3 separate regions of the Homo sapiens genome follow, and regions 2 and 3 are each linked to region 1. A link is a loop called in an ENCODE intact Hi-C map of the cell type or tissue named here. Cell type or tissue: endothelial cell of umbilical vein. All regions are shown on one strand. Links, peaks and the distances in the headings refer to the core of each region. The heading gives the core; the rest is flanking DNA. Region 1 holds the start of LOC124903136 (a long non-coding RNA gene). Region 2 has its middle 12 kb from the start of SPATA13. Region 3 has its middle 25 kb from the start of C1QTNF9B.

Evidence for each region. Hi-C counts contacts between places; a loop is a spot of excess contacts. Peaks named below come from ENCODE experiments on the same cell type or tissue, not always from the same donor. Only the 100,000 strongest peaks of a DNase experiment are listed, where the experiment ranks them.
Region 2: a loop joins it to region 1, with 11 times the contacts of the local background. A loop is called at or near these places in 13 of 110 quality-filtered maps.
Region 3: it touches region 1 in a loop (6-fold over the local background); 5 of 110 quality-filtered maps call a loop at or near these places.

What each region holds. Positions count from the first base shown.
Region 1 is chr13:24,049,078-24,057,442 of GRCh38, forward strand. LOC124903136 (a long non-coding RNA gene) reads right to left here and starts at 4,478. Exons shown (of 2, transcript XR_007063723.1): 1 at 4,431-4,478; 2 at 3,109-3,295. It also overlaps a transcript of SPATA13 not described here. In endothelial cell of umbilical vein, for the core only: a CTCF peak has its summit at 4,532 (motif pointing right); a DNase peak (open chromatin) is centred at 4,554.
Region 2 is chr13:24,144,950-24,153,314 of GRCh38, forward strand. It overlaps a transcript of SPATA13 not described here. Among named protein-coding and RNA genes, the nearest start is that of SPATA13, 12 kb to the right of the region's middle. RefSeq lists an enhancer at 4,498-5,174. In endothelial cell of umbilical vein, for the core only: no CTCF peak of the experiment used is centred there; a DNase peak (open chromatin) is centred at 4,032; H3K27ac peaks cover 2,054 bases.
Region 3 is chr13:23,917,825-23,926,189 of GRCh38, forward strand. It overlaps the pseudogene ANKRD20A19P. Among named protein-coding and RNA genes, the nearest start is that of C1QTNF9B, 25 kb to the left of the region's middle. In endothelial cell of umbilical vein, for the core only: a CTCF peak has its summit at 3,736 (motif pointing right); DNase peaks (open chromatin) are centred at 3,747 and 4,707; H3K27ac peaks cover 1,508 bases; H3K27me3 peaks cover 261 bases.

The sequences.
Region 1 (8,365 bases), core at 2,190-7,189:
AATGTCTAAAGTCTTCTAACCCTGGACATGATGAGGAGCCTAGAACAAGTGTATTGATTCTCCAGTTGTTTTATCTCCTTTGCTGTAAAATATGAACAACAGCAGCAGTAACAACAGCAATACCGTTGTGCCCAGCATGACAACATTTTAGTCACTGATGCCTCGCCTACAGGACAGCAGCCCCATGACATTATAATACCACATTTCTATGCCTTTTCTACATTTGGGTGTGTTTAGATGCACGAATACTTACCATTGTGTTACAGCTGCCTACAGTACTCAGTACAGTAACGTGTGCAGGTTTGTTGCCTGGGAGCAATAGGCTACAACGTGCAGCCTCGCTGTTTGGTGGGCTACATTATCTAGGTTTGTGTGAGTACGCTCCGTGTTGTTCACACAGCAACAACATCGCCTACATTTCTCAGAATGTAGCCCCATTAGTAAGAAATGCATGACTAGACCTAAGAAGGTGTTGGTGGTCACAGTAACGTTTAAAATGTAACATGCTGTAATGCAACTTAAGCAGTACATGCAATATCTAGGAGGCCTGTATAGGGAGTCTGTAATATACATGCAATGATACCAACCTCAGGCTACTAAAAACACGAAACTGATGGGCTGTGAAGGGAGTGGATGATCTGTTTGTCAGCAAGGCATGTGCACCACATGTGTAAATATCCTGAAGAAAGTACCTCAAGTGTCTGTCATGCAGCCAACAGACAGTATCTGCAGGGCCCTTTACAAACCAGGAAGAGGGAAATCGGATTCTTTCCATTTGCAGACATTTTCAGACTCGTTCTTTCTTTCTTTTTTGAGACAGAGTCTTGCTCTGTCGCCCAGGCTGGAGTGCAGTAGCACAATCTCAGCTCACTGCACCCTCTGCCTCCCCGGTTCAAGCAATTCTCCTGCCTCAGCCTCTCAAGTAGCTGGGATTACAGGTGCCCACCACCACGCCCAGCTAATTTTTGTATTTTTAGTAGAGATAGGGTTTCACTGTGTGGCCAGGCTGGTCTCGAACTCCTGACCTTGTGATCCACCCACCTTGGCCTCCCAAAGTGCTGGGATTACAAGTGTGAGCCACCATGCCAGGCCTTTCAGATTCTTTCTGAACCATCTGGGGAAGTCACAGTATTGATAATGGCCATGAATTTATGAGAAACTGTTAAGTATAATAGATATTAAAAAATAGAAAGTTGATTTTTAGTTGGTAACAAAAGACTAAAATCTTTAATGCACTCTAGTTCCTTGAAATCTGATAATGCTGACGAGTCAGTTTCCGGAGCCAAATTTCCCCGCTTGACTCATCCTCACAAGAAATCAGATATCCTTGTTATAAGAGGAGAGCATCAACACAAAACAAAAACAGCACGGATGGGCTGCCTCATGCTGTATAGGATTCGAGACCCAGGAGCCATAGCTTAGGGGCCACTGTCCCTGGTCAGGCACACAGACAGGAAAGGAGGAGGGACCCAGCTGGCATGTGGCTGGAGCAGCACCCAGGACACAGCATGGCAGCTGGCCAGGTCTCAGCCCTGGACAAGAATCCACAAGAGGCGAAGGCATTTTCTGTGCTGTGCCTCAGCCAGAAGTTCCAATGCAGGGATGTGGAGGCATTTTCTAAAACTTGCCTTTGTCTTGCTCCAAGTGCAGGCACCATGCATAATGCTGACGAGCATGGTCTGTGACTCCCGCGCTGGCAGGACTTTATGGCCAAGGTGCCTCATGCCACCCACCACGTGTGGTAGTGGCAGTCATTTGTGTAACACTCAGACACCCAAATAAAGGGGCAAGCATCCTAAACTGGTGCAGCTTTACTGTCCTGGGAGGCCTTACCCACTTCTCAAAAGAATGTGCTATTTGCTGACTTCAGTACTAAAATATCTGAGTTGTGTTACCTGAGGGTTTTCCAGCTGTTTTTGCAGGTGAGTGTACTGTGAGCTAAGCAGGCTATAGACCCATATCTGCCATCCACCAGCTGGGTAGCTGTGGGAGCACCTCTTTCCTTCTCCGGATTTCCCCCACCTTTTATGAATGTCACTGAGCAAATGAACTCCAAGTGAGCACTGCTGGGGCTAGCCTCCTGAAGTTTTTGGAGACCCTAGTTCTGCTCCCCAGTCTCCACGCAGCACATACCTTGTTGCAGTGGCCACCTGACCTTCCAAGAGGACATGAACAGCAGGAAGTGATTTCCAATCACGTTGGACATGCTGTGCCTGCAGCCGGCAGGACTTCCTGGTCCTGGCATTTCAGGTGAATGACCCTTGTCTGGGGTTGAAGATGAATCTTCCCCAGGTCCTCTTAAGGACTGCCTGGCATCCCTCCCTATCTCCTTTCAGCCACACCAGGTACAGCCTGCCAGGCTCTCGCCTCCAGTTTCACACATCCTTGCACCTGCCTGGGCGATGGCACTTGGGACATACTCATGCACACCCAACCCTTAGGGGAGGAGATTATGCCCAGTGGGTGGTCCATAGAAGGAAGCCAGGGAGTAAATGCTTCCTCCGTCTCCCTGCTGGTCTAGTAGAGTGGAGCCAGCGGAGACAATGCTCCCTGTTTGGGGATGGAGGGGTGGGGACTTAGGGGCAAGGGGAAGCTGAGAAGAGATTACACAGAGGAGATGATATGAGGCGAATCTTCAGAGGTGGGAGCTTTAGGGGGGAAGTGGTAGCGATTGGAGTCAGAGGCAGCAGTGCTATCAAAAGTCTAGGCTGCAAGAGCCTGCTAAGAGTTATGTTCTCCAGGGCAGGGCAGAGGGAGATGCCCAAGGGACAGAGGAGGCAGTGGCCGCCAGCCTGGGGTCCTAGGAGTTCCCCGGCACCTGTTCCTCCTCCTCAGCCCCGGCCCACCCCTGCAGCTCCTCACCAGGTTCAGACGTCCTGGCTCTGGTCCTCCCACCTCATCTGTGCACCTTGCCAGTCCTTTGGCTTCCTCTGCGTGCACTGAAGCCCTACCAGCTGGTGAGGAGTCCCTGTGTTTGGACGCAGGGTTTGGCTTCTTACACCAGCATCCTGTGCTGTGTCCAGGCTCCTCGGGTCTCTGTGCTTAACGCAATTCCAAATGGAAGAAAGGGAGGAGGAAGCACGGTTCTCAAGAATCGCAGGCCTCGGGCACAATTTGAGCTCCAAGTCTTTATTTCTTGGTTATCACTAAGAATCAGTTGCATATTAGAATTCTGAATAGGCCTGGTGCAGTGGCTCAGGATTATAATCCCAGCAATTTGAGAGGCTGAGGCCAGAGGATTGCTTGAGGCCAGGAGTTTGAGGTCAGGCTGAGCAGCGTTAACGAGATCCCATCGCTACAAACAAGAACAACAACAACAAACTATTATTTAAAAAATAAAAATAAATTTTAGAAAATTCAGAATGACCAACACTTTCATTCAGGGTTCTAACTATTGATAAAAAGAAATATATGTTTTTTTTTTTCTTTTAAACCCATGATGTGAGACATTAATGTTCTGGGCAGTTGTGAGGAATCTCCACCACAGCACCTCTCCTCACCCTCCCGTTTCCAGATGAAAGCCAGGCTGTGGATACTGGCCTGGTGACAAGAGAACATGGAAAATGGAAAGGATGTGAGTTTAAGGACTCTTTGGACACAGTAGAGTGTGTCTAAATTTCTCAATAAAAGGCATATTTTATAAACAGAATATAAATATTCAGCATCCTGGCCTTGGACCCACGACTGCGTTCCTGTGGCGGGAGGCAGCCAGCAGCTCAGGGGCCCGTGCAGCACTTCCCCCTGCCGCCAGGGGATCCTCCCCGCCACTGTGCCCTGCCCACCACATTATTTATACTACATGTCTCATGCTTTCTGTGGAAAATTGTTTCACTTAGCTTCCTGCAGGGATATTTTGGGACTGGGAACCTTGGCTTTTGATTTTTCCTTTCTCTACCTTGCATAACAGCTCTAATTCCCAATTCTCTTGGATTTTCTCTTCTCTCCTGCTGCTCTTTGGGCTGAAAAATAGGAATTCTCTTTTATTGTTTTGTTTCAATTTTCTGAGACCTATCCGTACCTAGAACACAAACTTGTTTTTCTCCGTGACATTCTTGTTTTAGATATAAAGCATCAAGTATCTGAGCAGCAAGAACATTTTTGTGTACTTGCATTTTATAATCGTGGAATTCAGGAAAGGTCTTGCAGGAGGTAAGTTAGCATAGAGTTTCAGAGCTAGGATTCGGCCTCAGTGCTGTGATCCACAAAGGAATGTGTAATAGAATTCGGAAAATCACTGCATTTGATGCAAATATCTAGTGAACTCTAGGCCGCTAAAACTTCTCAACCACTCATTCCATGGCTGATTCACGTGGAGTTCCTGCATAACAAAATTCGGGTAGAAATGATCTACGAGAAGTAAGTACCAACACCTCCTATTGGAGATGTGAAATTGAGCAAGCCGTTCTTACCTGGGATCTCAGCTTTCTTACCTGGCTAGAAGTGGGGAGGTTGAATGCACTTGGTATCTAAGCACCCTTATAGACTTCCCTTGCCACCTGGGCCCACGGTGGGAGTATTTTTCTCTATGGCCACTAGATGTCCCAGGAGCACCCACTTTGGGGCTGAGCTGTCTAAGACACCTGGGGCTCCATCCTGTCGTCCTTGGAATCTGCTGACGTGAGGAAGGCAATGTTTGGGTTTCACTTCTGTATGATTTTGGGGCTGCTGTCTCAGCCACTGAGACTCAGACAAGAATTTTAAGACACCAAAACAACCCCTTAGTTTTCTTGATGGCTGTTTGAAACCAACAGAACCATTCACATTTTCAGGAATGGATTCTTGTTAATGCCATGAAGTAGGAATTCACAAGGGATTTTCCAAACATTAGTGAACTCACAAAGGAAGTGTTATTATGGGGTGTCTATGTGCTTGAGGCATAGAGAGTCTGTAAAAATGAGAGAGCCACAGCTGCCTCTGTGTCGTTGGGGTGACGGAGGCTCCTGGACAGCTCTGCCCTGCGGGGACACTCTGAAGAACAGGCACCCTGTGCTCAGGGCCACCGTGAACCATGGAGAGGGCAGCATGGAGGAGGAGGTGAAGAAGCCCACAAAGAGGAGTCAGGTCAAGGACACCATGAGAGATCCCTCGTCTGCCACTTCCAAGGCCAGAAGCCCGGAGTTCCCATCACACCCCACAGCAACTATGCAGTGTGAGACCACTGGTTCATTTAGCCAGGAAAAGGGAAGAAATCTTTCAGGGTGGATTTAAAGAGAACTGCAAATCCATCTGCAGCCATCTTAGATAGATGAATGTGAAGTTTAACGAAATTAGCTCTGTCCAAGTATCCAAGTGGGAGATTTCCAAGAAGCCATCACTAAGGCTACTACTGGCAGTGGCAGTGGTGGCATTAGAAATAGCAGCATGCCCAGAGATAACTTTCCAATTTAGTGTTAGGGGAAATTGTATGACACTGCAAGGACCATATTGTAAGCTTAGCTGTCTAATGTGCAAACCAGATACGCATTTTTAGTTTAAATTAACTTTGACATGTAGCAGCAATTCATAGTTACCCCCAAAACACAAACTCTAAGAACTTTTAAAATGCATTTAATAGAACTCTAAAGAGTACAGAAGAGAAAATATGTGAAATATAATAATAGTAGCGCACCGTTAATTTATGATGGTTCTTAACCAGTGTGTACAGGTTTAATACTACCTCACAGGAGAAAAGGTTAAGGAGGATATGCATTTTTCACTTGTATATAAAATGGAGAATATTCATTTTTTAAACTGGAAAAATGAATTCAGTCACTTATGAAGTGTAACCTCTTCTAAAAAAAAATTGTGTGACAGATCATACAATAACAGCGCTCACTTCTTGTGATCATATGTCCCAGCATTTAAACATTAAGTCAATTTAGCTAGCTACCTTTCAGAAGCTGGTTATTATGACTATTATTTTACACTCATAATTCAATTTTTATAAACAATATAATGCCAGCTGCTGTAATTCAAACTTTATATGCCAATGTTGTGCCCTGTCATATTTTACATTCTGAGCAAGCCTACAGCCTCCAGCAGCCTGAAGGTTGTACGCTTTACATATATGGCACAGAGCGATCAGCCTGCAATTCATGTGCATATTTGTTACAAAGCATGTGTCTTTGTGAAAATCTTATACACTTAAATGACATCAGTTTCTATCTTGTTGTTGTTCTTAAATTGCTTCCCCAGTCCTCTCCTTCTCCTTCAGTGTTATAGATGTTATGTATTCATCCTTTCATTGCGGGTACAGTGCATCGTGTAAGATCCCAGATGCAATCAGCATGCCTGGGTTCAAATCTCGACCTTGTCCTTTTCTATCTGTGTTTTCTTAGGCAAATATCTTAATTTCTGTCTGCCTAGGGAGATGGAGGATGGTAACAGGACCTACCTTACTGAACTGGTAGGGAGAGTAAATGAGTTAAAACATGCAGAGGTCTTAGAACAGTGCCCGAAGCACCTTTAGTAACCATGCATTCACTGAGAAACCATGTTTTGTGTGTTGCTCTACCAGGCACAGTGCTAGGCTGCAGGGATTCTGGGATGGTGGCAGGAAACAGAAGTATTCGAGAACAAGGGTTCCAATACCAGCTCTCAGGTGCTGTGGGACTTTACTCGCCAGGTGCCTTTGGCTAAGCCACCCACTTTCCTAGGTCCTCAGTGTTCTCCTTGACCAATAATAAAGATGGAATAGACAATCTCAAAATTACTTTCCAACTCTGAATATTCTTGGATGTCCTAATTCTAAGCCAAGTGGGCTCTGTGGAAATCTGCTCTCATTGGCCGAGGAGTCCAATCCACCACCGCACGGGTCCAGAATAAAGTGACCACGCTACATTAGACAAATGGCGTTGGCAATGCCGTGCCTTTTTATGGAAAGTGGTTTTGGATGTTTGTGATGCAAGGAGACATGAGGATATTCCATATTAGCATCAGTGGTTCAAGTGACTTGGAGAGTATGTTAACAACAGGCTTTATGGATGGAAGGAGCCAACACATTTCTCCATGAAAAGTCCTCTAAAATGGTAGAGCTCATGGTTATGATAGAAAGATGGGATGAAGGGCACCCCTCAGAATTTCACAGATGTTGAAACAGTTGAATAGAGGAAGTGAGTCAGTTTGTATCAAATGAATAAATAGGAAAAGTTAAAACTAGAAGTGATGAAGGAATAGAACAAAGTGTCCAGAACAGCCTCAGTGAATATCTACTATATGTCCACCTTCAAGTGCATTAGGACCCATTTAGAGATGCTTTGGAAGTTTTGGAAAGGGGTGGACAGGCAAAGGTTACACATCTGGTTAACCACGTAGATCTGCATTTCGGCTTTTCAAGTAGCAAAAGGATAAACTTACCTTTAGGCTTGTTATTCCATTTCCATACAAGACATATGATGGATTAGATGCTCACCTTACATGCTCCCATGGACCTCTGTCCTTCTGTCCTAAGTGTCACTGTTAATTATATGTTTGACTGTTTCTTCTCTTCTGCAATGTAAATTCCATGTTGTGTGAATTGCCTACTGCTGCACCCACAGAGCCCAGCACAGTGTCTAGCACATAGGAGGGAATATATATGCATGGATATATGTTGAGTGAATGGAAGGGATGGCTTCTTCGGATGGCCCTGCCTTCTTAGCTGTGAATACATGATACATAGAAGGCTGTCTCTTTTGGTGGCTTTGTTTTTTGGGAGAGGAATGAAGAAAAGACAAGTACGTTGCTGTGCGTGTCTGATAAGATTTCCAAGCTGATCGGGCCACAGGTCCAATTCTGCCCCTCACATCGTCCTGCACATAAAAAGGGAGTGGCCTTCCTTATCCTTGACAGGGCAAGGGGAAATGGAACTTCTTTTTTTTTTTTTTTCAATGAATGGAGATTTATTAGGCCAGCTTTAGGGCGTTTCTGGGAAAAACTCGAGCCACAGACACATCTGTGGCTGTTTTCTTTCTCTCTCTCTCTCTCTCTCTCTCTCTTTCTTTCATAGCGTCTGGCTCTTTCTTTTTTTTTTTTCTTTTTTTAAAAAATTTTATTATTATTACACTTTAAGTTTTAGGGTACATGTGCACAATGTGCAGGTTTGTTACATATGTATACATGTGCCATGCTGGTGCGCTGCACCCACTAACTCGCCATTTAACATTAAGTATATCTCCTAAAGCTATCCCTCCCCCCTCCCCCCAACCCCACAACAGTCCCCGGAGTGTGATGTTGGGAAATGGAACTTCTTAATCTCGGCCACTTCTCGGCCTGTGGCGCTTTGCACTCCCACTGCAGCTGTCGGTCCTCTTGACAAAGTCCTGAATTTTCCCCCTCTATCTGCAGAGGGGTCTCTTCAGTTCACTTCTAGTGAGGTGGTTTTCTGATGCTATTAAATGGAGCCCCT
Region 2 (8,365 bases), core at 1,915-6,914, 96 kb after region 1:
TTAGACCTATGATCAAATGGAGGGTGAGGACACAGAGGTCCCTTGGGTAGTGATAAGGTGGGAGGCAGGTAGAGGAAAGGGACATTGTGAATATAGTTAGAATGAGCTGGTACACTATTTCTGAAGTGGGCAAGTCAAAGGAGACTGTCGTAGCCACCTTCTTTTCAACTTCCTGGCAATACTGACATCACTTTGTAATTTAGATGCTGGGGGTGTCAGAAAGAGACAGTGTGAAAGGCACTTGATTAAAATGTGTAAATCCTACTGCCCTGAAAGAATCTGATTTTTTACAACAGCCACAAAATACTAAGTAGACAGAGGCAAAGGTCTAACTTCATTTTTCTATTGAAGGTATTAATTAGGGCTGTTACTAACAGTGGTGGCATTGTGAAAGAGTCAGAGGATTCCAGCCAAACAGGACTTTTCAGGGGCTTTGAACAAGGTTTAAAGTATGTCCCTGCAGGGGAAAGGAAGCTGTCTGTAGCATCCCTACCAGCACGTTCCTCTGATTGTTCTCAGTTCATGTGAGTCCACAGAGGACATAAACCGAGTGAGCTGGTAACAGATGTAATGAAAGTACTCCAGGCCTCAGTAAGAAGAGTCAGAGGGGTGGCATTGGTGCCTGAATAACAGCATTTGTGTAGCTAGATTAGAACAAAGCAGGGACTGGGGAACTCTTCCTGCAATTCTCAACTTACAGTTTGGGGAATGAAGGTATTAGTAACTGAGGTGAGGCTGAGGCAGTGGAAACATAGCTCAGGTGGAGAGAATTGTGCATGATCAATAAATAGAGAACGGCTAATTTTCAAATTGGTGATGCTGCTAGGAGGGCGTGAAGGAGACTAAGACAGGAAAAACATCCTTGTGGACAGCATTGGCCAAGACTTCACGGCGGAGACAGAGCACAGCTGGGGCTTGGAGGAGAGAGAGCTCTATGCTGATGGAGGGAAGGAGCCTATTCCATATGTGAGAAAGAAGGGGGACGAGCACTCCCGACCAAGTCAACAGGCATAGACTGCGGGGGCCAATCTGTCTGCAGCTGAATGTGGTGAGGAGTGGCAGACACTTGGACTGAACAGGTAGCACAAGGTCCCTCTCTGGAGAGCTTTGGCAGCCAGGAAGAATTTGGATTTGGGAATCTTTGCTGATTAAGCAGGAGGGGAGGATGATACACAGGAGAAATGGTATTTTAGGCAGCACCTATCCACTTTCTATTTAGGATAGAGGGAGTCTCAGTCAACAGACTTTGAGTATCTTGATCCCATTGGCAAAGCCAGCCTAATTCATAGATCAGCTTCAGGGACTGAAGCCAATTAAATCGGGGCACTCCAGCTTCACTGACAAGGCTGTTCCCATTGTGAAAGGGAGGTCAGACTCTGTAAGCCAGATACAGTTAGTCCTCCAATTTCAACTCCTCTCCCTGCGGCCAGGCCAGATCACCGAGTACCCTTGTGATCGTTAGCTGCTTCCATGCAGGCAGGCCTGCAAGAAATTCGTTGGCTTTCATTTAAAGATAGGAATTGGTAACTAAAATTGCTAGGGCGATACATAACTAAGTACTCTATAATCTTATCTACATAGATAAGAAATAATACATAAACCTGTATGATAATTAACACAGAGGAAAGTAGGCTATAAATAACCTCTAAAATGTTCTTTTACAGGGCACTAAGGAAATGGAAATGCACAGCAATTTAAAAAAAATGCCAATACTTCTCTTACTTGTCACAGGTTAGAGATATGTGAATGCCATGATTATGTTATACATTTAATTAGTATATACCTTTGTGTCTAAAGCATTTTCCATCGTGGTCGGCTATGCTTCCTGCAGTCTCAAATGCCCTCTACACACTACGGAATATCCTATCTCCCAGATGGACTGAGATTTCTTTACCACCGCATCCGTCCCCGCCCCACCCCTCCCCCACCAATTTTGAACATTTTACAAGCTCCAGTCTTTTAAAAAATCTCATTCAGGCATGATTTTTTTTTCCTAGAAAAACTATGCCTTTCACTTAGAAATAAAGAGAAGAAAACATCTTGGCGAGTCTTGAAATATGTCAATAAATTCATTGCCCAATAGGCCTCTGGATGAGTTTATTATTTTCCGCTGCCCATAACTCCAAGCATGCATTGGATGGAAGATGATATCTGATTGTTCAGATAATTTTTTTCTTACCATCAAGAATGGAATGCTTTTTCCACTTATAATTAAAATTGTTTCAAGAAGACTACTCTGATTAATTGGCCTGGTGGTATGTGTGATGCATGTCTCGTACTTTAGGCAGAACAGGATGCAGAGAAGGTGGAAAGGAGATAGAATGATGACCGTATTGAGTAACTGGGCCATGACAGTGAGTGTAGTCTGCTTTGCTAAATGTGAGTTTCTGTAATTTAGCTTGTAGGTGACTGGTAAATAGGGGCAGAGTGTCACCATCATGTGAAAGTTGTGCTGATTCATAGCAATTTCTGCCCTACACGTTAATGCTGGCCAAGCTTGTCTATCCACTCTCTTCTGTGTGCTCCCTTCTCCGTTGGAAGTGGTGATTGCTCGGTGCTCTCAATCTGGGAGCATTTTGCCCTTGTCTTCATATCTCAGCAGGGTCAACTCTCAAGCTGTTAAGCCCCTTCCAGGAAGCCACCCACACCTTTTAAAAAAACTTGTAGTAAATATACAGAACAAAACGTACCATCTTAACCATGTTTAAGTCTATTAAGTACATTTATATTGCTGTGCAACCAACACCACCATCCATCTCCAGAGCTGAAACTGAAACCCTGTACCCATTAAACATTAACTCCCCGTTCCCTCCACACCCCTAGCCCCTGGCAGACACCATTCTACTTTCCTTTTCTGAGCTTGACCGCTCTAGATACCTCATATCAGTGGAATCGTACGGGATTGGTCTTTTTGTGATTGGTTCATTTCATTTAGCGTAAGGTCCTCAAGGTTCATCCATGTTGTAGCATGTGTCTGAATCTCCTTCCTTTTAAGGCTAATATTCTATTGTATGTATACACCACATTTTTTTAATCCATTCATCCACCACTGGACACCTGGGTTGTTTCTGTCTTTTGGCTTTTGTGAATAATGCTGCCATGACTATGTTGCGTACAAATATCTGTTAAAGATCCTGCTTTCAGTTCTTTTCCGCATACACCCAGGGGTAAAATTGTTGAATCATATCATTTCCCATATTTTTAAAAGACATTCCTGCACAGCATTTGCAGTTGTAGTTCCTTGCTAGGAATCTAATGTGCCTTTTCAACTGCCTATGTCTTTTGATTACGATCGTTACTATTGTTAGGGCTCTGGTGATGAAGTCCTCAGGGTTCAAGGGGTCTCAGTCCTACTTTCATGAGCCCCGTTGTCTTTTGTGCACAATTTCACAGAACACAAGGCTTTTTTGTTTTTTTATTTTTTTTTCCTGAAATGCATACATCCCATCAGAGCAGAAATGGCCATAGGGTTGGAATAAATAGGCTGGGGTATAACCCTGTGCTGTATTACCTAATTACCTCAGAAAAATGAAACCATCTCAGTTTTCTGCTCCTTAACACTGCCTCCCAGGGTACCTGCAGGAGTTTCTGACCTGAAGCATCAAACACAAGCCCTTGGTGTACACATAACCAGTGTGATACGTTAGGAGTTTAATATGGTTGACCAGAGGCTTTTAGTCAGAGGGAGAACTTGGTTGAAGAGTTGAGAATCTCTGCAAGGAACTGGCTCAGTCTTTTTCTTATGCCTACAACTGTTGGCATTGTACACAAGGCTTAATGGACCAAACACATCAGACAAGTAAAACACCTAAACAGGAGCATTCTGTCCTAGCAATGAGTGTGTGTCCAGAGAGATCTGGAAAGCTTGAGGAAGGCAGGGAGGGGTAGAACAAGGGAAGTAAGGACACAGGAGCTGCTGTTCATTCTGGTAGAGCGGCTTGTTTATTATTCATGGTTTCCATGAGTGTTTGTTTATACCAGGAAATGCTCTCCTATGCATGCCACATGAGAGCAGGGCTCTGTGACTCAGGGTTGGTGACTGGGCTTGGAGGAATGTAGGCTCCGTCCACAAACAAAGGAGAATGAGGATTTGAATGTCACGGTAAACTTATTTGTGACTAAGGAGGTAGTGGGCAAAAGGGGGGCAGGAAGAAGCCATGGGGCAGATGAAAGAGGCGTCCTGTCTGCCCCCTGCCTGTTGCCATCACACTGGGTCGTTTTCCACATTGCTGATCACTGCAGTGTGTTCCAGTGATGGGCTTTATCTCATTAGTGAGTCCTGAAATGAATTTAGCAAATTTCCACCAGAATTAAATACAACAACCCAAGAGAGAAGAGAGAACACCGAACACACCCCATGAAGTAAAGGTTGGCATCGTTTGTCATTCTCTTTATGTTCTCATATGTGAGATCGTGGGGGTGAAATACGCATCTCACTGTGGGCTGTGGTCGGAAGTTTGAAAAACACCCTGGCATTTTGCCTGTCTTCTGTTCCTGGACCTTCCCTTTCTGTTGGTGAGAATTTTGTGTCCAAATCTGGCCAAGGGTGGACTCTGAAGAGACAATCCCTGGTTGACTCTAGTGTTCATTAGAGGAGTTCTGCTGCCACTTTTTCAGGAATCAGAGATGCCCTGAGGCCACCTAACACTCCTAGATCTTCTGTCACTGTGGTGTAGTGCAGCGTCCTGAATTTGGAGCTAAAAGCTTGGATTTGAATCACTGGAAATGGCTGATGGGGGCGGGAAAGCTCCCACCCATGTGGGGAAGAACCCAGAGGGAGAGCGGCTTGTACAAAGGCCCTGCGGGGCGGATAGAGCTGGAGAGCTGCGGGTCAGGTTGTCACAGGCCTTGCATGACATGCAAAGAAACTTGAACTCGGTTGTGTGGGTGCTGAGGCCTGACAGGAGTTGGGGGTGTTTCAGAAAGAGCTCTTGGGCAGCAGGAGGTGGTTGGGGAGGAACACAGAGATGGGAAGGCCTGCATCCAGGGGCTGTCGGGGAGGGAGAGAGCTGCTGTGCCACAGGGTGGCTGTGGGGAGGGAAGGGAGAGTGTGGGGCATGGGAGAGTCGGGGGACTGTCCCACAGAAAGCTGGTATCTGCCTGACTGGTGGCCAGGTGTGCAGCCTGGAGGAGACGGAGCTGGGCAATGCTGAGATTCTTAGGTGGACTGATGGGGGACAGTCACATTAGAACATGGTGGGCCAGACCCTCTGTCCTGAGACACATTGGCTCTACAGTGCCCGTCTCCCGTGCTCTCCTCCCACAGCCTCCACTTCTCCAAACACCCTGGGTTTCTCCCTGCCCAGCACCAGTGCACCCACCGCATGTCCTCAGTGCTCTCAAGTGGCATCACTGCTGCACAGCTCCTGCCAGTCCCCTAGAGAGCAGCCTGCAGCCTCAGTGGCATGGCAGTGCATCTCAGCACTGGGAGTTCCAATCCTATGAGATGTCACCGACTGGCATGGGTGCCCTCTGGGGAGACCTGGTTCAGGCAGGACCTCCTTTTTAAGGCTGTTTCTAACTTCCCATCCATCCTGAATTAGTCAGTGTTCTCCAGAGAAATAAAACCTATAGGAAGTATAGAGAGATAAATATTGATTGATTTTTTTTTTTAAGGAATTGCACACAAATTTGAGGGCTGGCAAGTCCAAAATTTGTAAGTAGGCCAGTAGGCTGGAGACTCAGGTAAAAGTTGATGTTGAAGTCTTGGGTCCAGAATCCACAGGGCAAGGCAGGCCACAGCAGGCTGGGGATTCAGGCAGGCTTTTGTGTTGCAGTCTTGAGGCCGAAGTCCTTCTTCCTCAGGGAACCCACATCTTCTCTCCTATGACTGTCCCCTGATTGGACAAGGCCCACCCACATGGCAGAGGACTCTCTCCTTTACTCAAGTCTAGTGACTTAGCTGTTAGTATCACCTAAAAATACCTTCACAGCCACACGGAGACTGCTGTTTAGATGTGTTTGCTGTCTAGATGCTGTTTGACTGGGCGCCATGGCCCAGCCAAATTGATGCATAAAGTTAGGCATTACAAAACCCCCACTAAAGAGTTGACAAGTCCCTGTCTGGGGTCTTTGCATATTTTAATCCATTCCTACAGGAATCCTGCGAAGATTCATAATCCTCATAATTTTACAGATGATAACATTGAGATTCACACAGATTAAGAGGCTTGCCCCAAATCACACAGTTCTGGAGACAGAATCCAGGAGATGGCCCTCAGACCCAGATGCTTCCTCCCGCAGTGCTGAGCTATCTGTGCTGTGATTGTGGGCATGCGTCCTTCAGCATTCAGGTTACATCAGGACTTTGAAAGACAGGCAGATCTTGGTCTGAATCCTTGCTCTGTCAAACACATGGGGCTGAGGACCCGGAACCATTTGTTTAACTCCTGGCTCAGTTTCCCCATTTGTAAAATGAAAATAATGATAAACTCTCCCTGGTTTTAATGATGAAGTGAAATATGCAACACAGTGCCTGGCTGTTAGTAACCATGCACTAGACAATAATAATGGCTGTAATATTGAATGTTTCATCATTTACAACCAACTTATTTGACAGAGAATGAAAATACCCAGTTATATACATGAAAGTCCTGTCTCTGTCAGGGTTTTGTAATAAACATTTCAAATTATGAATAGATGTCCATTACTGGAGTTTTTTTTCCTTTTTTTTAAGAGTGTTGGGTCTGGAACTCAACTGTCCAAGTTCAAACACCAGCTGTGGGTACATCACCAACCTACCAGAGAGGGCTCAGCTTCCTTATCTGTAAAATGGTAATATTAGCAGTTCCTACCATTTAGGGTTATTGTGAGGATTAAATGAGTAAAACATGTAAAATGCTTAGAACAGAACCTGGCACATACTAGGTATTTAATAGACTTTACCATTTTTACCAGCTGCATAGTCTTTAACAGTACTAAGCAGTATAGATGCTTGATTAATTTAGCTAACACTAGTGAATTGATATTGCCCAGGATGAGGGCTGCAAAGGGAGAGAAAGGCATAAAGCTGTGAAGATGTGGTTCAGTTCTCAGGGAATGCCTGGTTTTCTAAAGGTGGCAGGGCCTTCCAGGAGCAGCAGACACAGGCAGAGTGTGATACGTGAACACACTGAACAGTCTTAGTCTGTTCAGGCTGCTGTAACAAAATACCTTAGACTCAGTAATTTATGGACAGCAGATATTTATTTTCCCACAGTTTTAGAGGCTGGGAAGTCCAAGATCAAGGCACCTGTAGATTCAGTGTCTGGTGAAGACCCTTTTGCATGGATAATGCCTTGTATGTGCCCTCACTTTGTGGGAGGGGCACGGGGACTCCCTCTGCCCCTTTTATAAGGGCACTCCTCCCATTCATGAGGGTGGACACAAGCTTTCTGACTCTAGCACAAGGCACAGCCCCAAACAAGGCACAGGCCAGGTGCCATGGGACTCAGTGGTTCCTGCTCAAGGACATGGCCACTTTCCTCTGTGCCTACTTCACAGCTCTGTCTGACACCCATCCTGTCACATTGTGTGTAACGACCTCCTCTTCCGCCTCTTTGATAAGCTCCACCAGGGAGGTCCTCCCCAGTGAGGTCTTGCACAGCGGGTGTTCTATGCCAGTGAGGGAATAAAATCATGAAAGCATTCCAGCCCCACAGCTCCCACATCCCCGTCTGTGTGACCAGTGCTTTCAATCACAGCAAAATGATGCCCATGGCCTTTTCAAAGTCCTGCTGTGGAAGATGTCTCTCTCTGTCACTCACCATCACCCGTTCTTCAAATATGAGCTGCTCATTCATCAGGCTTGTGTTGGATGGTCACTCTGAGCAAGGCGCCAGAGACAAAATGCAGAGCCACTCCAAGTCCTTATCATGGAGGAATTGACAGGTCTTGAAGCAGCTTTCTCTCTCTCTCTCTTTCTCTTCCTCTCCTCCCTCAAATGTTCAGAACTCAAATGATGATTATTTCTTTTCTTTCTCACTTTTACATTTTACATTGAGACTTTCACCTCCGTGTAACCTTTAAGTACACCCAATACACAGCGTAGCTGAATGTGACAAAGGTCAACATGCAAAACAAAAGCAGTGTTGTGCGTGTGTGTGAGAAAAATGTCTATGTTACGTCTGTGCTCATGTCTACTTAGGACCTCTGAGTTGGGACTTGGGCATCCTCTGTGGATGGTGTCTCTTTACTCTGATTTTATCATCTGCATCTCCCCATCATAAACATTACGTCCACATACAGACACATTAGCTGCCTGGCAAAGGAGCTGTCATGCTGGTCTGTCTCATGTATGTTTAGGGTTTCCAATAGGCCCTGGTGGTCCTGGCACCTCTGATGTGGGTGCCCCATTTTCCACCTGCAGTCCTGTCTTTGGGCTGTG
Region 3 (8,365 bases), core at 1,109-6,108, 130 kb before region 1:
ATAGAAATTAGTACCAAGATAATCTCTCAAAACTACATGATTATATGAAAATGAAAAAACCTGCTCCTGAATGACTTTTGGGTAAACAACAAAATTAAGGCAGAAATAAAAAAAAAATCCATGCAATAAATTATAACAAAGACACAATATACCAAAATCAGTGGGATACAGCAAAAGCAGTATTAAGAGGAAAGTTTGTAGCCCTAAATACCTACATCAAAAAGTTAGAAAGATCTCAAATTAACAATTGAACATCACACCTAGAGGAACTAGGAAAATAAGAACAAACTAGCCCCAAAGCTACCAGAAGAAAAGAAAGAAGAGCAAAACTGAATGCAAATGGAAACCCAAAAATCCATACAAATAATTAATGAAACCACAAGTTGGGTCTTTGAAAGGATAGAAAATCAACAGACAACCAGCTAGCTGAACAAACAGAAAAAGAAGATCCAAACCAGCACAATCAGAAATGACAAAGATGACATTACAACCAATCCCACAGAAATGCAAAAGATTCTCAGCAACGATTATGAATACCTCTATGCAAACAAACTAAAAAATCTACAGGAAATGGGTACATTCCTGGGAACCCACAACCTCCTAAGACTGAATCAGGAAGAAATTGAAACCCTGAACAAACCAATATTGAGTTCCATAATTGAATCAGTAATTTAAAAAACTTAAAAACTCCAACCAAAAAAAGCCACAAACTTGACGGATTCACAGCTGAATTCTACCAGATGTACAAAGAAGAGCTGGTGCCAATTCTGCTGAACCTAATCCCAAAAAAATCAAGGAGGTGGGACTCCTCCCTAAATCAATCTACAAAGACAGTGTCATCCTGTTACCAAAATCTTGCAAAGACATAGCTATACAAGAAAACTACAGGTCAATATCCCTGATGAACATAGATGCAAAAATCCTCAAACAAATACTAATGAATGCAGCAGCAAATCAAGAAGTTAATTCTCCATGATCAAGTAGGCTGTATTCCTGAGGTGCAAGGTTAGTTCAACAAATGTTAATCAATAAATGTGATTCACCACATAAACAGGATTAAAACAAGAAACCACAGTTTATCTCCATAGATGTGGACAAAGCTTTTGATACAATCCAACATGCTTTCATGATAAAACCCCTCAACAATCTAGACATCAAAGGAACAAACCTCAAAATATTAAGAGCTATCTATGACAGACTTATAGCCATCATCATGCTGAATGGGCAAAAGCTGGAAGCATTCCCCTTGAGAGTAAGACAAGGATATCATCTCTCACCACTCCTATTCAACATAGTACTGTAAGTCCTAGCCAGAGCAATCAGGCAAGAGAAAGAAATTAAAGGCATCCATATAGGAAAAGAGGAAGTCAAACTCTCTTCACTGATGATATGATTCTATACCTAGAGAACCCTGAAGACTCTGCTAAAAGGCTCCTGGAACTGTTCAATGATTTTAATTTCAGCAAAGTTTCAGGATACAAAATCAATGTACAAAAATTAGTAGCATTTATATATACCAGTAACATTCAAGCTCAGAGCCAAATCAAGAATGCAATCCCATTTACGATGTCCATTAAAAAATACTTAGGAATACATCTAACTGAGGAAGTTAATATCTCTACTAAGAGAACTACAAAACATTGCTGAAAGAAATCAGAGATGACACAAATAAATGGGAAAACATTCATGCTCATGGATTGGAAGAATCACTATTGCCCAAAACAATCTATAAGTTCAATGCTATTTCTATCAAACTACCAATGCCATTTTTCACAGAATTAGGAAAAAACTGTTCTAATCCTCATATGGAACCGAGAAAGAGCCCATATAGCCGAAGAAGTCCTAAGCAAAAAGAACAAAGTTTAAGGCATTACATGACCCGACTTTGTACTATATCCTATCAGGCTACATTAACCAGAACAACATGATACCGGCACAAAAATAGACACATAGACCACTGGAACAGTATAGAGACCCAAGAAATAAAGATGCACACCTCTAATCATCTGATCTACAACAGATTAGACAAAAATAAATAATGGGGAAAAGACTTCCTATTCAATAAAAGGTGCTGGCATAACTGGCTAGCCATGTGCAGAAGAATGAAACTGGACCCCCTTAGCTTATACCATATACAAACATTAACTCAAGATGGATTAAAGATTTAAATGTAAGATTTCAAACTATAAGAGTCCTAGGAGAAAACCTAGAAAATACCATTCTATACATTGGCCTTAAGAAAGAATTTGGAGTCCTCAAAACATTTGAAACAGAAACAAAAATTGACAAGTGGAACCTAATTAAACTAAAGAGCTTCTGCACAGCAAAATAAACTATCAACACTGTAAACGCACAACCTACAAAATGGGATAAAATATTTGCAAACTATGCATCTGAAAAAGGTCTAATATCCAGAATCTATAAGGAGCCTAAACAATTCAACAAGCAAAAAGCAAATGACCCCATTAAAAAGTGGGCAAAAGATGTAAAGAGACAGTTCTCAAAAAAGACACAGGGTGGCCAACAAACATATGAAAAAAAAATACTCAACCTCATTAATCATCAGAGAAATGCAAATCGAAACCATGGTGAGATATCATCAGGATGGCTATTATTAAAAAGTCAAAAAATGACAGATGCTGGCAAGGCGGTAGAGAAAAGGGAATGCTTATACACTGCTGGTGGGAGTGTAATTTAGTTCAGCCACTATAGAAAGCTGTTTGAAGATTTCTCAAAAAACTTAGAACTAGCATTCAACCCAGCAATTCCATTACTGAGTATATATACAAAAGAAAATAAACCATTCTTCCAAAAAGACATATGCACTCCTATGTTCATGGCAGCACGTTTCACAATAGCAAAGACATGGAATAAACCTAGGTGCCCATCAATGGTGAACTGGATAAAGAAAATGTGGTACATATACACTATGGCCATAAAAAAGAATGAAATCATGTTTTCTTGCAGCAACATGGATGCAGCTGGATGCCATTATCCTAAGCAAATTAACATAAAATTAACAGAAAACTAAATACTGCATGCTCTTACTTGTAAGTGGCAGCTAAACATTGGGTACTCATAGACATAAAGGTGGCAATAATAAACACTGGGGACTACTAAATGGCAGAGGGCAAGAAGTGGGCAATGTGTGAAAAACTAACTCTTGGGTGCTATGCTTAGTACCTGGGTGATGGAATCAATCACAATGCAAACCTCAGCATCATGCAATACAGCCACGTAACAAACCTGCACGTGGGCTCCCTGAATCTAAAACACAAGTTGAAATTATTTTAAAAAATTGTCTTCCAATATACGAACATGAACTCTCTCTCCATGTATTTAAATATTCTGATTCATCAGTGTTTTGTAGTTTTTCACATATATATCCTGTATGTATTTTGTTACATGTATAATTGTAAATACCTCATTATTTTTTGATGCTATTGTAAACTGTATTTTTTAAAATTTCAAATTCGAATTGCTCTTTATTGACATATAGGAAAGAAATGGGCTTTTGTATATTAATCTTGTATTTTGAGACCTTGCTAAACTCACTTATTTGTTCCAGAAGTTTGTATTGTTCTTGTTGTCGATTGGATTTCCTAGTTATTCAATAAAGTAATTTGTGAATAAAGACAGTTTTATTTTTTAAAAAGTCAAGTACTATTATTACTCTTGGCACATTCTGGCACTCGGTAAATTAACTTTCTTTGATTGTGATCTCTGGTATTACCACTAGAGGGCGCCTTGAGACAAACTATCCTGTACAGTTTTTTCATTACAGAAGGGCATCCTTGTGAAATGGGGAATGATTAACATAGGCATGAGGGGAATTGTAATTCACAAAGTAGTTAAAAATAACACCTTGCTCAGCCTGAGGGGGATGTGTGCAAGACAGAGGGCAGGCCCCACCTCTGGTGCTGTGGTTACAATGCTAGGAGCTAACTGCCTTTGAAGATGGCTTTAGTTCTTTTTGATTACCAGCTCAGCTCTCTCATTCTTCTCTAAAATTGTTGCTCTGAATTATTCCTCAATGTCAAATGCTTAATTTTTCCCAGGTAATGAGTGACTTGTACAAGGGTGCTGAAAAAAAATACTTGAAAACGTCTTTGAGGGCTAATTTTTAAAATATCTAAATTGGTTTCCTAAACACAATCATTTCTGGCTTTTAAAAAAGTCTTGGTTTATTAATTACATATATTTAAGAAGTAAAACATGATATATTGACATATTTATACATAGTGAAATGGTTATTGTAGTCAAGTAAATTAACATATTCATCATCCCACATACTCTTTAAATGCAAGTATTTCTAAATGGCATCCCCAAGAATCTTATCAGCAGAGCCATTCCAGAAGGCAGCAAGTGTTACCTGTTAAGACTCAGGCAAGAGAAAAATGTAGGCAAGGTGATAGGGCCGGGAGAAAAGATTGAGGGATTTATCCAGTCAAGACCTGCTCAGTATCAGTCACTTTTAAGAGTGTCAAAATGCATCTGAAACAGTGACCATCTTAAAATCGGCAATTCTAATTCAGCATGGTGTTGCATTGAATAGAGATGTATGACATGCATGGAGTATGGGGAATCTGAGAGTAATCTGCATGGCTCCTGGAAGAGCCCCTGAGTCATGGCCATTGAAGTGTTTGAAGTGGGGCCTAAGATTTGCCTTGGAAGGTGCCCAGCCTACAATGTCTGACTGGGGAAAAGCATGGCTAAAGTACCCAGGCATGGAGGGACGCATTCAGAGCACTGAAAGCCGTTGGTGTGGCTAGAATTTAGGGCACCTGTTATGGAGAGATAGTAAATAAAACTGGGCAAGTAGACCAGAGCCAGACTGGGGCACAATTGTGTCACACTAAGCTAGATGGGAAGGAACTGAGACATTTCAAGCAGGAAGATGAGGAAATAAGATTTCCTTTAGAAAACAGCTACTCTGGTTTGAGAGAGTGAGACTGAATTCAAGGATTTCATATAGGAGGATGGTGCAATAATCCAGGAAGAAAGAGTGTACGCCTCAGCTAGGACAGGTCAGTAGATCTGGAGGGAAACTACTGGAATCAAGAGATTGTGGAGACAAAATCAATAGTATTCACTAGGCATTTGGGGGTGGGAGCAATGGTTTTGGCTTCTGTCTTGAGAAAATAAGATATGGAAAAAGTGTATTTGGAGAAAGAGAGAAACTGGCTTGAGATTTTCTGAGATAGAGATGCAAGTGGAACACCTAGGTGGATATGTGGTTAAAATAAAAAAAAGGTCTAGACCAGTAAAAAAGTAATTTGAACAGCAGAAGCCACATATATGACTTTAAATGTTCTAGGAGCCACGTTATAAAAATTAAAAATAAATAGGTAACACCAATTTTGTAACACAGTATAGCCAAAATATTGTGATGTCAGCAAGTAATCAAAAACAGCAATTTTTCTTTTTCCCTAATTTGTTGGAAGTACTTGTTTCTTAGAAATCCTCCTAGAAATACATGTACTTCTTTTTTTTATTATTATTATAATACTTTAACACCATGGAATAGTATGCAGCCATAAAAAAGGATGAGTTCATGTCCTTTGTAGGGACATGGATGAAGCTGGAAACCATCATTCTGAGCAAACTATCGCAAGGACAGAAAACCAAACACCGCATGTTCTCACTCATAGGTGGGAACTGAACAACGAGAACACTTGGACACAGGGTGGGGAACATCACGCACTGGGGTGCAGGGAGGGGGGAAGGATGGCATTAATAGAAATACCTATTGTAAATGATGAGTTAATGGGGGCAGCACACCAACATGGCACATGTATACATATGCAACAAACCTGCACGTTGTGCATTTCTTTAGAACAATTTTAAAACTACAATCGCATACAGTAGACAAGCTCTGACATATTTTTGGTGTTAAAACACTATTTAATAAAAAATTTTACTTACACTTATCTTTTGCAATCTTCACAGAACTCATGAGAGGCAAGCAGAGGCCAGTACCAGACATCTGGTAGAGAAGGTAGAGAAAGAGTGGACCAGAGCTTTTTTCAGACTCATCCTACTGGGTTAGTCCTACAGTCATCTTGTGTTGGACACTCAAGGATTTTTGTTTCTGTTTTTGTTTTAGAAACGGTCTCGCTGTGTCACCCAGGCTGGAGTGCAGTGGCTCAATCTTGGCTCACTGCAGCCTTGACTTCCCGGGCTCCAGAGATTCTCCTACTTCAGCCTCCTGAGTTGTGGGAACCACAGGTGTGTGCCACCATGCTCAGCTAGTTTTTGTATGTTTGGTAGGGACAGGGTTTCACCATGATGCCCAGACTGGTCTTGAACTCCTGAGCTCAAGCAATCCACCCACCTCAGCTTCCCAAAAGTGCTGGGATTACAGGTGTGAGCCACCACGCCAGACCTAGAAATCTTAATAATAGGTTAGGTCTTAAGGGAAAAATTACTCCAAGGGAAGACTTAGTCATCCCTACCTCAAGCCTACTGACTTCAAAAAATGGCGTGAAGAACTACTGATTCAAGGTTAGTTATATTACCTTTTTCCTTTGCATTTCATCTTTACGATATAATTCTTGTTTTTAATTTGGTGAAATACTGAGTTGTTTCATTGACTTAGGCGTGGTAAGTAAAAGTTATAATAATTTGTATTGATAAAGAAAGCAAATAAAAGTTTTATAGTTTTTTTCAGTCCCTGGAGCTCTCATTTTCAAGAGATAAACATTTGTTAACTTTTATTCAGTAAATGTAACATTTATTGTAACTGACACATTTTCAATTTCTTTAAAAGCTGCATTAAAGCTAAATTTTAGAAATGGAATATTATTGTTTGATAACTAAAGACAGACTTTGAGATGCTTTGGCTTTCTAATTGATTTTACTTTGGTTCATAATATTTTTGTTTTCCAGTGCCAGCCTCAGTTTTCCACCCCTAATCGTAAGTGAATGATTGACATCCAAACATTTAACCACATACGGATGTCTATTATTTAAAGGAATCCAAAATAAATACTTTTATGAATTAAGTAAACATATAGCACTAAATAGATTTTTTAAGTTAAAATTTTGTCATTTCCTTACCTAACAGTACATCCTTAATTGTGATTGTCACCTACAGCATTTTAGTTTCAATTTTTGTAAAATATATCTATTGCTAGCCAATTACTCAAGTTTTTAAATAGTTAAATCAAACAATGATTTGAATTTTAAAAATAAGTTCCCTTATGTCTTTATATGTTGCCATCACTTGAATGATTGATGACTAAGACGGCAAAGTTATCAAGAGTCTTTAAATAGCAATTACAACCAAACAATCAATTACATTATTTCTACCCAGAATTCCATAAAGCCACACAGTGTCCCCATCTCCCCCGGAGATGTGCCAGGAACCTTCCAGTCCAGTCATGTGATTTCACTCATATTAAGAATCAATTTCTGGGGATCTCAAGATGAATCTAACAACAACAAACTACACTAATTGTAGAGTTGGTAAGTAAAAGAAATATAGTTCAACTATGCTTGACCCAGTTTAAGATATTTGTCTAATGTTTGGTCATTTTTTGACTAGAGGGAAATTTATTTATTTATTTCTGGATACAGGGTCTTACTCTGTCACCCAGCCTGGAGTGCAGTGGCATAATCACAGCTCACTACAGCCTGGACTTCCTGGGCTCAGGTGATCCTCCCACCTCAGCCTGCCAAGTAGCTGGGACTACAGGTGTGTGCCACCATGCCTAGTTCATTTTTTGTATTTTTGTATTTTGGGTTTCATTATGTTGCCCAGGCTGGTCCTGAACTCCTGGGCTCAAGTTATCCAGTGCCTCAGTCTCCCAAAGAGCTCAGATTACAGGTGTGGGCCACTACACCTGGCAGGACAGTTCTAAAAACTGGGTGCAGTGGTGTGCATCTGTAGCCCAGCTACTTGGGAGGCTGGGGAGGCAAGATCACTTGAGCGCAAGAGTTCAAGGCTGTAGTGTGACATAACCTCACCTGTGAATAGCTACTGCACTCCGGCCTGAGCAATACAGAGAGACCCTGTCTAAAAAAATCTACAAAAGCCATAAAAGATTTATTTGAACAAAAATAAATAGCAAGTAGTTTTCTTCATGTATCACTGTTATTAAAATGTCCATTTCAATCAATGCACATTGGCTTACAGTTTTGATGGCGATTTCATAATCTCCTTAATGCAGAGAATAGTAGTGCATGCCTGTGTTAAGTGAGACCTCAACCTGGTTTCCTTGTCTGGCTTCATGTGCTAACAAATCATAGAAGAGAAAATCTAAGGTTTCCTAAAGAACGTCCCTAACTAAATAGCTTAAAAGAGTACACATTAAATGATTGCTTTAATACCAAAATTATAAGATCCTAGCTAGCTGATATTTTA